2 separate regions of the Homo sapiens genome follow, and region 2 is linked to region 1. A link is a contact called in ENCODE Hi-C or POLR2A ChIA-PET data. All regions are on one chromosome and are shown on one strand. The core of a region is the stretch at or near the end of the contact, and the rest is flanking DNA. Distances in the headings are between cores, read along the strand shown.

What was found. A loop is a pair of places that touch in the nucleus more often than their neighbours do. ChIA-PET counts read pairs that join two places held with the same protein, here RNA polymerase II (POLR2A). Pooled maps may share reads with other maps.
Region 2: a map of esophagus muscularis mucosa shows a loop between it and region 1 (2.2-fold over the local background). The contact joins the enhancer-like site here to the promoter of LINC02530 in region 1. A Hi-C loop is called at or near these places in 1 of 168 maps with a recorded cell type or tissue (esophagus muscularis mucosa) and 4 of 50 pooled maps. POLR2A ChIA-PET finds 5 or more read pairs at or near these places in 1 of 52 experiments (RWPE1).

The regions. Positions count from the first base shown.
Region 1 is chr6:12,582,552-12,588,529 of GRCh38, reverse strand. It overlaps LINC02530 (long intergenic non-protein coding RNA 2530), which reads left to right and starts at 3,126. Exons shown (of 2, transcript NR_149140.1): 1 at 3,126-3,426; 2 at 5,023-5,762.
Region 2 is chr6:12,418,171-12,424,148 of GRCh38, reverse strand. No RefSeq gene overlaps it. Among named protein-coding and RNA genes, the nearest start is that of EDN1, 130 kb to the right of the region's middle. Within about 2 kb of position 3,373, at least 2 of the 41 ENCODE cell types and tissues checked have a DNase peak (open chromatin) inside an H3K27ac peak, as active enhancers do.

The DNA.
Region 1 (5,978 bases), core at 1,877-4,376:
GGATGGGGTCTTGCTATGTTACTCAAGCTGGACATGAACCTCTGGGCTCAGGCAATCCTCCTGTCACAGCCACCTGAGTAGCTGGGACTACAGGCATGCACCACCATGCCAAGCCTAAAGATAGCATTTTTCTTAACTCTAACTGCATAAACATTGAATAAATAAAGCAGTTTGCCCAGGTATTTATTTACATAATCTGATAATGTGTTGAGAGCATTAGGGCATAGAGTACAGTTTTCATAATTTCTAATGTACTTTTAAAAAAACTTAGATACACCTCAAATAAATAACTCCATAATTTCCTTTCCCTCTCATGTATACATACCTTAACAGGGTAAAAAATAAAATTAGCACGTTTAAAATCAGAAAACGTTCTTACGCAAGGCCCATGGCCTTTTGTATTTATGCTACCTGAAACAGAGAAGACTGAACATTGTAGGTATAGCTAGAAAAACCAAGACTGAATGTGCTTTTAGTTCATCCTCTTTCCAATTAGACACTTCCTCCTTTGCAGGTGGATCCTTTTAGGGGCCCTAGTTTTGGAGCCCAAGAGCTTGGTTTGTTTTAGACTCAACTTCTTAATCAAATGTATCTTTGGCATGTCATTTAACGACTTTACAGGCCGGGCGAGGTGGCTCACGCCTGTAATCCCAGCACTCTGGGAGTCTGAGGCGGGTGGATCACCTGAGGTCAGGAGTTCGAGACCAGTCTGGCCAATATGGTGAAACCCCGTCTCTACTAAAAATATAAAAATTAGCTGGGTGTGGTGGTGGGTGCCTGTAATCCCAGCTACTCGGGAGGCTGAGGCAGGAGAATCGCTTGAACCCGGGAGGTGGAGTTTGCAGTGAGCTGAGAGATCATGCCACTGCACTCCAGCCTGGGCAACAGAGCAAGACTCTGTCTCAAAAAAAAAAAAAAAAAGACTTTACAAACTTCAGTTTCCTTATTTGTTCATTAAAAAATCATAATATCAAATTCCTAGAATTTTTCTAAGGATTTAATAAATGTGAAAAAAGTATTAAAAATAATACTTTATATTTACAAAGTAAATAATTATTAATTATTTTTCTCCCTATAGCAGTATTTCTCCTCAAATTTTCATACTTTGTTTTTTTTTTTTCCTCCTTTGTTTTTCTACTTTCCTACTTCTCCTAGGAAGCTTTCACTTTCCCTCTCTAAATGTTACCGGAAAGGGGTAACAGACCACGAGACAGGGTTCTTGGATCTTGCGCAAGAAAGGATTTGAGGTGAATCCATAGAGTAAAGTGAAAGCAAGTTTATTAAAAAAGTAAAGGAATAAAAGAATGGCGTACAGAAGCAGAGCAGCTCTGAGAGCTACTGGTTGTCCATTTTTATGGTTATATCTTGATGATATGCTAAGCAAGGCGTGGGTTATTCATGCCTCCCCTTTTTAAACCCTATAGGGTAACTTCATGATGTTGCCATGGCATTTGTAAACTATCACAGTGCTGGTGGGAGTGTAGCAGTGAGGACAACCAGAAGTCACTCTTGTCTTGACTGGGTGGGTTTTGGCAGGCTTTTTTTACTGCAACCTGTTTTATCAGCAATGTCTTTATGACCTGTATTTTGTGCGACCTCCGATCTCATCCTATGACTTAGAATGCCTAACTTAGTAGGAATGCAGCCCAGCAAGTATCAGCCTTATTTTACCCAGCTCCTATTCGAGATGGAGTTGCTCTGGTTCAAACACCTCTGAGTCTTCTGACTTACAGGCCGAGTGTTAGAGATTCAATCTTCATAGATGGGAAATCCCCTAGAGATCAATTACATATTTAAAGCACCTCTTTTTGCAGAGGAAAAACAAAGGGGCAGGGAATGATTATCCCAATGTCTGTCACTGGGGGAGGTAAAATTTCCTAGGAGTTAATGGGAGAGTCAAGACCAAAACACAGGTTTCAGGACTCTTCTTACCTGATGAGTGGAACTTTTAATTTTTATTTAGTTAAGTGTTTTGGCCAGTAATTAGCAACCCTTTATGAGGTAGTTATGCCTATAAGACATCCAACAATGGTCCTCTATTGAGTCTACTAGAAAAAAATAACAGTTTTATTAAAAGGCTTGATAACTATGTGATGTTAGTCCAGAGTACCTATGAAGTGATGAACCTCAAGATGCCTATGAATTTAGAAATAAAATAAAATTCAGTCAATAAAATACAACGCTACATTGCAAAGCCAGATCTTCAAAAGCCAGTATGGGGCACAGAACGTGGTAACTGGATAAAAAGTATTTCATTGTTGTTATTTATTTTGTCATCCTTGAGGAAACAGTCCCTAATGGCAAGTCACTTGACTTATAAACTAACAGACTTCATTAAATCGATATTGATTGATTTGACATCAGCAGTCACTCACTGAGGTTCATTCAGTCCACGCATCTGAAAACACTGGGGGATCATGCTTGCCCCTAAGGTGCCGTGACTTTGGTACACAACACCTAAATGTCTCCAGAAAGTTCACAGATGCCTGGCTAGCCGCCATCACTCCGAGTGCAAAGGATGCCCAGTGCCCAGCTGATTCCATCACGACAGCGTCCTTAACAATAGCTGTGGACTATTGCTTGTTTAACCTAGCTTCAGGGACCAACATCATTCGTGGAGAGGGAGCGAGCAGGAGTCTGGTCAGTCACGTCCAGCCTTGGCGCCTAAAATTAGGCAGGGCTGTGGAGTAACATGAGCGGTTTGGGCGTCCACTGTCCGGCTCCAGTATCCCCGAGTCCAGAGGCAACAGGAGTCTCTAGTCATTATGCATGTAGAGAAATCAAAGAATTCGAGAGCAAGGGCCTGGAATGCCTGGCTGCCTCCCAGCTCTCTTACGAAGAAATAAATTCCATTGTTGTCTCACTCTCCTTTCCGTACTCTCAGAATCAGCAGTTACTGTACGCCAGCACCTTTCACTCTCCAAGGAGACTGCTCAGCTACAGCAGGAAGCACAGGGATCTTAAAACATAAACTCACAGTGCTCCCCACATTGATCTCCCACACAAACCCATCTCTCCTGTCAGGGACTGTGGGCTTCGTGACTTTCTCCATGTGCTGGACTGTCGCATGGTCACTGTTGCCAGGGACTCTTTGAACTAATCCCAAGCCTATGTCAGAAAAGCCTGTGATCGATTCCCAGTGCCATCCTGAACCACAAGATTGGAATATCGCACCTTTCAACTGCCTGGGCTGATAAACAATACAGCATGTACTCAGCTTCATAAACACTCTGCCTTGTTACAAAGGGCATTGCAAACTCGCCGTGATAGGACTTGACCTTAAAAGCTATAGACAATCTAGCGGAGCACAGACGGTTTCATAAAGTACAATCACTTCCTGGAATTCTTGGGCCAGTGCAGTCGGAGCCGTGCAAATCCTGTTTTCCTTGCATTGTTTCCTGCATGTGAATATCATCAGTCTAGCAGGTCTGTAACCATGGCACTTGTAAATAGCCGAGGGGCGACTTCTGATAAAGGCATACAGTTTTAAGAAGCTTTTTTTTTAAGACAAGCCTAAGTCAAGCTCTACAAATGCCATATAGTAACAACCAAGTCGACAAATTGCATTTTCTAAAGCACATATATCCAGATCCAGATTTGTTTTTAAATCACCAAGGGAAGCAGAATCGATGCCCATTGTATTGAGGGTACCGTGAGTTGTTTTTCACTTGTTGTAATGTGAATTTCCACGCCAAATCCATAGAGATGGACACTGACTACAATTGCTAGCAATTCTTTCCACAGTATGTTTCCTTTTCCACTGAATGGGGTTGGGAAATTTTAATTGCTCCATCCTTCAGTTTCTCCAATCAGCAAGAGGAAGAGAAAACACCAGTTATTTCTTGGAATGCTCAGTTTAAAACTTTCTCTTCAAAAGTTTGACACCACTCTTCCTACTCCAACTTTATTTGGTGCTTGACAGGCTCTTATTTAAGCTTTGAGATGATATGGTGAATGAAACGTGTGGTCTCAGCTACTCAGGAGGCTGAGGTAGGAGGATCACTTGAGTCCGGGAGGCGGAGGCTGTTGTGAGCTATGGTTGCACCACTGAACTCCAGCCTGGGCAACAGAGCGAGACCCCCACCTCAAAAAAAAAAAAAACAAAACAAAACAGGGAGACACAAACAAATAGACTGCTTTAAGTTTCTGGAAAATCCAAAGATGTTTACTAGATTTGCTGCAAATGCCTCAGTATGTAAAGTTTGAATTGGCTGAATCAATCCTGATTCTTCCGCTTTCTATATTATTGAATTGTTGGTTAAACTGACAATAAAAGTTAAAATTCTTAGCAGATGTAAAATGTGATGGATATTGGGCGAAGTGTCGACAAAAGTGTTTTAGGCTGAGAAGGATATCCTTGGGAGAGAAAGAAAAGAAGAGACCACTCATACAATAGTATGAGACTATTGCTTATGTTTTCATAGACTTATGTTTAATTTTTTAAGATTCAGAAGTCTTTCTGAAACTTTATTTTCTCTCTCTCTCTTTTTTTTTGAGATGGGGTCTCTCTCTCTCTCTTTTTTTGAGATGGAGTCTCTCTCTCTCTCTCTCTCTCTCTCTCTCTAGCTTGGGCTGGAGTGCAGTGGTGCAATCATAGCTCACTTCAGCCTCAATCTTCCAGGCTCAAGTGATCTTCCCGCCTTGCCTCCTAAAGTGCTGGGATTATAGGCATTAGCCACAGTGCCTGGCATATTTCTATTTCTGAATTTTAAATTAAAATCAGTAACATCTGACCAATATCTTCACTTGAGTATCAAGGACAAGTTTGACGCCTTTGGGAGAAATTATGTCTTCTATTATGCCAACACATTACACGTGGTAAGCACTAAAAGTTTTAGGATAGTAATTAACAAAATATACCTCAGTTTAATGCTTTCTCTTAAAATAATGCTTTCTCTTAAAATATTTTTGATGAGTTGTTTTTCTCATATCTTATAATGATGATCTGCTTTCAAATCTTCACTTTCCATGAAACTACTCTGTGTTTCAGGTGTCATCTAACTTTTTTTTTTTTTTTGACAGTCTCTCTCTGTCACCAGGCTGGAGTACAGTGGGGCAATCTCGGCTCACTGCAACCTCTGCCTCCCGGGTTCAAGCGATTCTCCTGCCTCAGCCTCCCGAGTAGCTGGGACTGTAGGTGCACGCCACCATGAGCAGTTATTTTTTGTCTTTTTAGTAGAGACGAGGTTTCACTATGTTGGCCAGGCTGGTCTTGATCTCTTGACCTCGTGATCTGCTGGCCTCAGCCTTCCAAAGTGCTGGGACTATAGCCGTGAGCCACCATGCCAGGCCCATCTAACTTTTAATATAGATTGTATGATGTTTTCATAAAACAAGCAGGGCTCAGAAAGGCCGTATAAAGCCACAGAGCCAGCAAGCAGCAGAGTCTGCATTTTAATCCATATGTTCATGGCTTCAAAGCAATGTTATTTAACTCTAACAATGCAATTGAACTAACAACTGACATCAGACACAAATATTCTGAAGAACCTGGAGAAATAGAAAAGAATTGGATAGAACTGATGGCTCATGGGCAGAAGCTGTGCATCAGGAAGAGGAAATAAATGGCATTGTTCAGCCATGAAGCCATATAATTTCAACCTGACTTTCCTTCTCTATTGTCCTGTCTCATTGTCTAGCTTGAAATGTGGCCGCAGTCATGTCAAGTGGCTAACTTCCTGCATATTTGGTTTCCTCATGGGAGCTTAGTAATTCCTGATTGATTTAGAGCAAGAAAGTAAAATAAATTCTAGTTTTTCCAACTTCCATGCCATGGAAGTGAAAATGTATTTTCACATTGATGTCTTTAACCACTTCCCCTGCACGAACTAGTGATATGATGCCAATTCTCAAAGGATCTGACTTCTCTTTGCATTTACATAAGTTCTCCGAGCTCAAGGGTAAGGTAATGTACACTTCCCCTGGCAGCCAGCAGGCTCAGAGGCATTCTCTGTTGGTTAAAACCACTTCTCTGGGTC
Region 2 (5,978 bases), core at 2,124-4,623, 160 kb after region 1:
TCCTCCAAATTAAGTTCTGCATTCACCATGGGGCATCTAAGACTCATGTTGTCATGGCTCTCTGCTCATGTTTGGAAGCCAACTTTTAGATCCTTGATAAAAGGTGCTATCACATGCTCAAAATATTTTTCTTTTGTTACTAAGCAACACAAACAGAAATTGTTCCGAAGAGCTAGAAAGACTATAATATAAATGCATGAACAAACTCCATAGTAGAGAGAAAAAAGTCTAAGGATGGGCAGATCTGCTGCATTCAGGGTTCATTGAGAGTTCCAAATTCAATTTTAAAAAGGATTTAGGTATTAAAAAAACAAACAGGAAGTCACATTTTTGGCGAGTGCGAAGAAATCTAAATCCTGTGCAGTGGTCAAAAATCTGCATTCACAGCAACTGAATGGGCTCTAAACTTGGCAAACGTGCTCTCTGAGCCCCTTTTCAAACAGGGGAAAATGCTTTAAAAGGCTAAAAAACAAAGGCATCTTAAACGTTAAATGGATTTTTTTTCCAAAATAAAGACTTTGATGAGTTACGCTTAAAGGAATCAGAAACACATGGATTAAGCTTTACTTAAAACAAACATAGGTTTAAAATTGTGGAGAGAAAGCTATGAGCAAAGTCTGTTAAGAGCTTCCCTCAATCCCAAATATTTGCAAAAAGGATTGAGATTTTTCCCAACACACCACAAGTTTTCTAAGTCTAATTTGATGGTATAAGTCACTAGAAATTGTCATCCATCCACTATTTTTCTGGTTTAAATATAGCTGCCATTTTTGCTTGTCTTTCCCAGATTGTAACCAATTGTTCTCTGCAGCAAGCTAATGCTCCTTTACAAAAGCAGACTCAGAGCAGCAGGCAGACAGCTCCATGCTCTTAAAATTGAGGCAGGTTCTGTGCCTGCACAGCACCTGTGGGCATTACCAGGTACACCCTTCAGACATTGCTTCCAGAGCGGCCATGTTTTGATGCTTCTGATGCCTCTCCAACCACGCTGGCTAAATTGGTTTCATGTGCCATTCACTCTAGTTACGTGGAAAGCTGTTTTTTTTCTGGCAATGGGTGACATTTTCCTGGCCCAGCGATCACATGCCTAGGAGGTTTCTACTCTTGCACGAAGGCGCATTCTGGCCAAAGGAGCCTGGCTGACATGCTGGAGGCTTGAATCCTCCAGACAAACAGCACAGACAGAGAACAACTGGCGCCATGCTGCACATTCCTACCCATCTTCAGACTTCCCTGCACATTAAGACGAGTCAAAGGTCTTCCTTTTGTTTTCAACAAGTGATGTTAGGTCCCTAGGATCTAAATGCCGAGTAGAGCTCAACTCACTGAGGAAATGAGGGGACTGTAATACAGTCATCTATGTCAAATAACTAGAGTAGTGGGTCTCAAACTTGACTGCAGTGGGATTGCCTAAGAAGCTTAAAAACAATACTGATGACCTGTGCCCTTATGCCCCAGAGATTCTGACAGAGTTGGTCTGGGGTGTAGCCTGAACAATTGGATTTTTAAAAGCTATCCAGATGATTCTACTATGCAACTAAGGCTGAAAACCTCTCAACTAGGGTTCCAGGGCTTCTGATCACCATGAAGCTAAGTATTGGGATAGAAATATGATATTCAAAACTGGCTACATATTAATCACATGCAGAGATTTTTAAAATACTAATACCAATGCTCAGACCCCACTCCCAGAATTTTTGATTTAGTTACAACATTATTAATTGTGGTGTAAGCTCTGTTCTAGTATTCTAAGTGTGAGATGTATGTATATAGAGCTTTATATATATTCACATACAGAGAGATATGCCTTAATGCAGTCATCCCTTGGTATATACAGAAGACTGGTTCCAGGACCCCTGCATATACCAAAATCCATGTATGCTGAGGTTCCCCGCGTCAGCCCTGAGGAGCCCTAGTACACAAAACGTCTGCCCTCTGTATATAAGGGTTTTGCATCCCTCCAATATTGTATTTTCAATCCACACTTGGCTGAAAAAAATCTGCGTAAAAGTGGACCCGTGTAGTTCAAGCCTGTGTTGTTCAAGGGTCAATTGTATGTATCTTTGGAACAAGCCAATAAACTAGGTACTTGTGATAGCCATGTCCAAAACGGCTCCCAGTGATCCCTGCTTTCTGGTGCAAGGGTGTATTTCGCTCCCACACTGAACCAGAGTTGATCTGTGGGACCAGTGAAATACTGCAGAAGTGATGATGTGTGACCTCAAGGCTAAGCCACAGAAAGCATTACAATTGCCACCTTGGTCTCTTGGGTCACTTATTCTGGGGGAAGCCAGATGGCATGCGATGTGGACTCTCAAGCAGTCCTATCTCTATAGGCCTTTGTGGGGAGAAACTTAAGCTTCCTGCCAACAATAAGCCACATTTTGTCATTTATGTGAGTGAACCTTGGAAGTGGATTCTCCAGCCCTAGGTGAGCCATCAGATGACAGCAGCCCCAGCTCAGAGAAACCCCAAGCTGAAACTGCCTGACTAAGATGTTCCTGAATTCCTACCCAGAGAAACCAGGAGAGATCTTAAGCCACTATGGTTTCAGGTGATTTGTTACACAGCATTAATACAATACTATTATTATTCCCATTTTACAGTTGAGAAAACTGAGCCATGGAGAAGTTGAGTAAATTAAGATTACTCAGCTATAAAGAATATATTTGGGAATCAAAATTAGGTGGTTTGTCTCCAAAAATCTGTGTTCCTAAAAACTATGCAATAAAGTAACTCGTCTGTATTGTCATGTCCCAATTGGTAGAGAAGAAGTTACAACGGTGATGATAAGCCTAAGAAATTAGATTCATGCAAACACCTTTCAAGTTGTCTAAGTATTGCCAATTGTTTCAAAATTATTAGACCATCAAAATGCTATCCTTCTATTCCAGCCCTGAGGCTTTTTTTCACTGATATTCCAGAAACACAGACTATGGATTCTCTGCTATAGGTGGGTCTACAAATAGACTCTCATATCTCACATCACTTCTGCTTTAAGTTAAGCCTACATTCAGGTTTTTACCACCTTTGAAAACTAAGTGCCTGTTTATATCCTCAAGAAAATTTCCACATGGCATAGGAGAAGTCCAGGTGTTGAGGACACAGAAAAGCCTCTGTCTCTGCAGTTACCAGTTGTGTGACTTTGGACAAAGGATTTTATGCCCAGGTGCCATTCCCAGCAAATCTGATTAAACTGCTCTGGGATGAGGCCTAGGCACGGGCCTTTGTAAAGCTCTCTGAGTGATTCAGTGTGCAGCCAGCATTGCAAATTACTCATGTAATCTCTCGCAGTCTCGGTTTTCTCATTTGTTAAGTGGAGGCAGTACGACTGAGCCTGTGGTGGGTTTTTTTGTGTGTAAGGATTAAGGGTAAGCAATGAAGGCAAAGCTCCAAGTGTGGTGTTTGGCACATAGCTGGTACACAATGAATGCCATCCATCAGTATTTGTGGTTTGTTTTAAATGTTTAATGTATTACACAAAAGTATAATACTTACTCAGATGCAGCGATTGATTTGCTTTCCCTAGAGAATCCTTCTTTTATATTTAGAAATTCCTTCCTACCTGGAGAGCAAGTAAGTACACATCTAATTGTCTTCAAGTTTCTTATGATTTTATTTTTACACTCATCACATTTATCTGGAGTTTATCTTACTAAGTAATGTAAGATAGGGCTTGAGATGGATTTTTTTCCCCAAAGAGCTCAATTTTCCCCCAACAAGCATTGAATCCATTCCTTCCCTCATTGATTAGTGAGGACATCTTAGTTATTTATTAGAATTGTAGGCATATACTGTCATTTATTTCTGGTGTGACTACTCTCATAAATGGATTGCTTCTTTATATTTCTATTAGCTTTGTTTTAAATGCTTAATTATGAGGGTTTTGCAATGCCTTTAATATCTATTGGGTAAATTCAAATATTTATCTTTCTTCTTTTTCCAGAAGTGTTTTCAATATTCTTGATGGAGATACCTTTTAAAAATATCAGATTCTTAACCTCCCTTAAATCCTTCAGTATCTCCTCATCAACTAACTGAGTCACTAAACTTCTCCACTAAGGTAACCTAAATGGAAAGAAAAGTTAATTATTTACCCAGGATCAGGAGATACTGTACAAAGCAGGCCACCAGAAGACCAAGATAATACCTAGTGTTTCCTCTTTAAAATATAAGCAACTTTACAATCTATTTTTTAATACATCTACTTCTTTTTTTTTTCAAATAAAGTTTTTCAAATAAAATAGCACTTTACTAGAGATGACGTGTGTTTATTCTGTTGCTTTAAGTAGCACTTGTTCCCTGTGCCTACGTGCCTTGGGAGTAACCCAGTTTGAAAAGGAAGGACTTACTGCAAAAAAATGCAAGCATTGTGTCATGACATGCTGGGCCCATTTTTATTTAGCTCCTGTGTATCTTAAAGATTCTTTTTCTATCATACCTCAGATGTATCCAAAGCCACCACTACCGCACAACTTGCAGTGCCTTAATGATAGTGCTATGGATAATGATAGTGCTATGAAGTATGTGACACAATAGACAGCATCTTTTGACTTCTTCCTAAAAGCTATCTCATATACAAGGAATATTTTTTAAATGGCATGCCCTTTGAACCAGTAACTCCATTTCTATATATTTATTCTAAAATACTAGTCAAAAAAAGTAGACAAGTGTGTAACATGCATTAGGTCATGTGGTTGTTTGAAAATTAGTCCACAAATTCTTTGACACTCCTCTCTCAAAAGGTGGGGCCTAATTCTCTTTCCCTTGAGTGTAGGTCACAATAGCGACTTGCTTCTAATGATTTCAAAGTGGCAGAAGTGACGGTATGAGACTTTTGAGATTTCAAAAAGGCATTTCAACTTTCTCCTTGCTTTCTTTCTTAGGTCATGCTGAGACCAGCTGCCATGTTGGTAGGATGCTCAAGTAGCTCTAGAAAGAGATTCACCTGGCAAAGAACTTAAACTTCCTGCCAGGAACTAGTGCTGACTTGCTAGTCACATGAGCCATTATGTTGGAAGTGAATCTTTCTATCTCAATCAAGCCTTAGATGACTGCAGCCCCAGATGACTACTTGACCACAACCTCCTGAAACCTCAAACTAGAACCACCTAGCTAAACCTCTCCAGAATCCCTTACCCGCAGACACTATGTGAGATAATAAATGATTATTATTCTTTTAAGCAGCTGGTGGATTTTAGATACTGTGGTATGCAGCAATAGATCATGAATAGCATCTATTTCATTCTTCACAACCACCTAAGAGATAGTTAACATGATTAATTTCCCATTTTACAAAACAGGAAACTGAGGCACAAAAAGAAGAGTGGACTTGTCTAAGACACCCGCTTACCAGCACATGGAGTTAATATTTGAACCTTTACCCCAAAATACACTTTCTTCTATGCCTCTGTGCATTTTTACATGCTGAGTCTCCAGCCCAGCTAACTCCTCCATCATGGTTCAACCTGAACAAAGTATACAGAAAATGCAAAAGAAAAAGACTAAGATGACTGCACAAATGAGAATGAGATTTATTTGAAAAGTCAAAGCAGTTGTGCTATCAAAACTGAAAGCAGGCAAGTGAGAGTATACGCAGGCCCCATATGAAATTATAATGAATTGCTCCCACTATTAAGAACCTATTAGGTGCCTGGTACATGGTATATTTAGCACATGTAGTTCTTGCTGCAATCCCAGAGGATGCTTATTCTAACTACCTTCATATTACAAATGAGGACACTAAAAAATGTTAATATACTCCATATGCAAAGAACAAATAGATTTCATGCAAAGACTCTATTTAAGAAAAAATAATGAAGAACAATAGCAGAAGTGTCACAGAATACGTACTAAGCATTAATAAACATTATGGGGCAAAAAGGTTTCATATTAGTATTCAAGGTAATGAAAATTAAAGCAACAAATCCCACACTAGTCACATTAGCGGAGAATACTTCCTCCTTCCCAGCTTGATT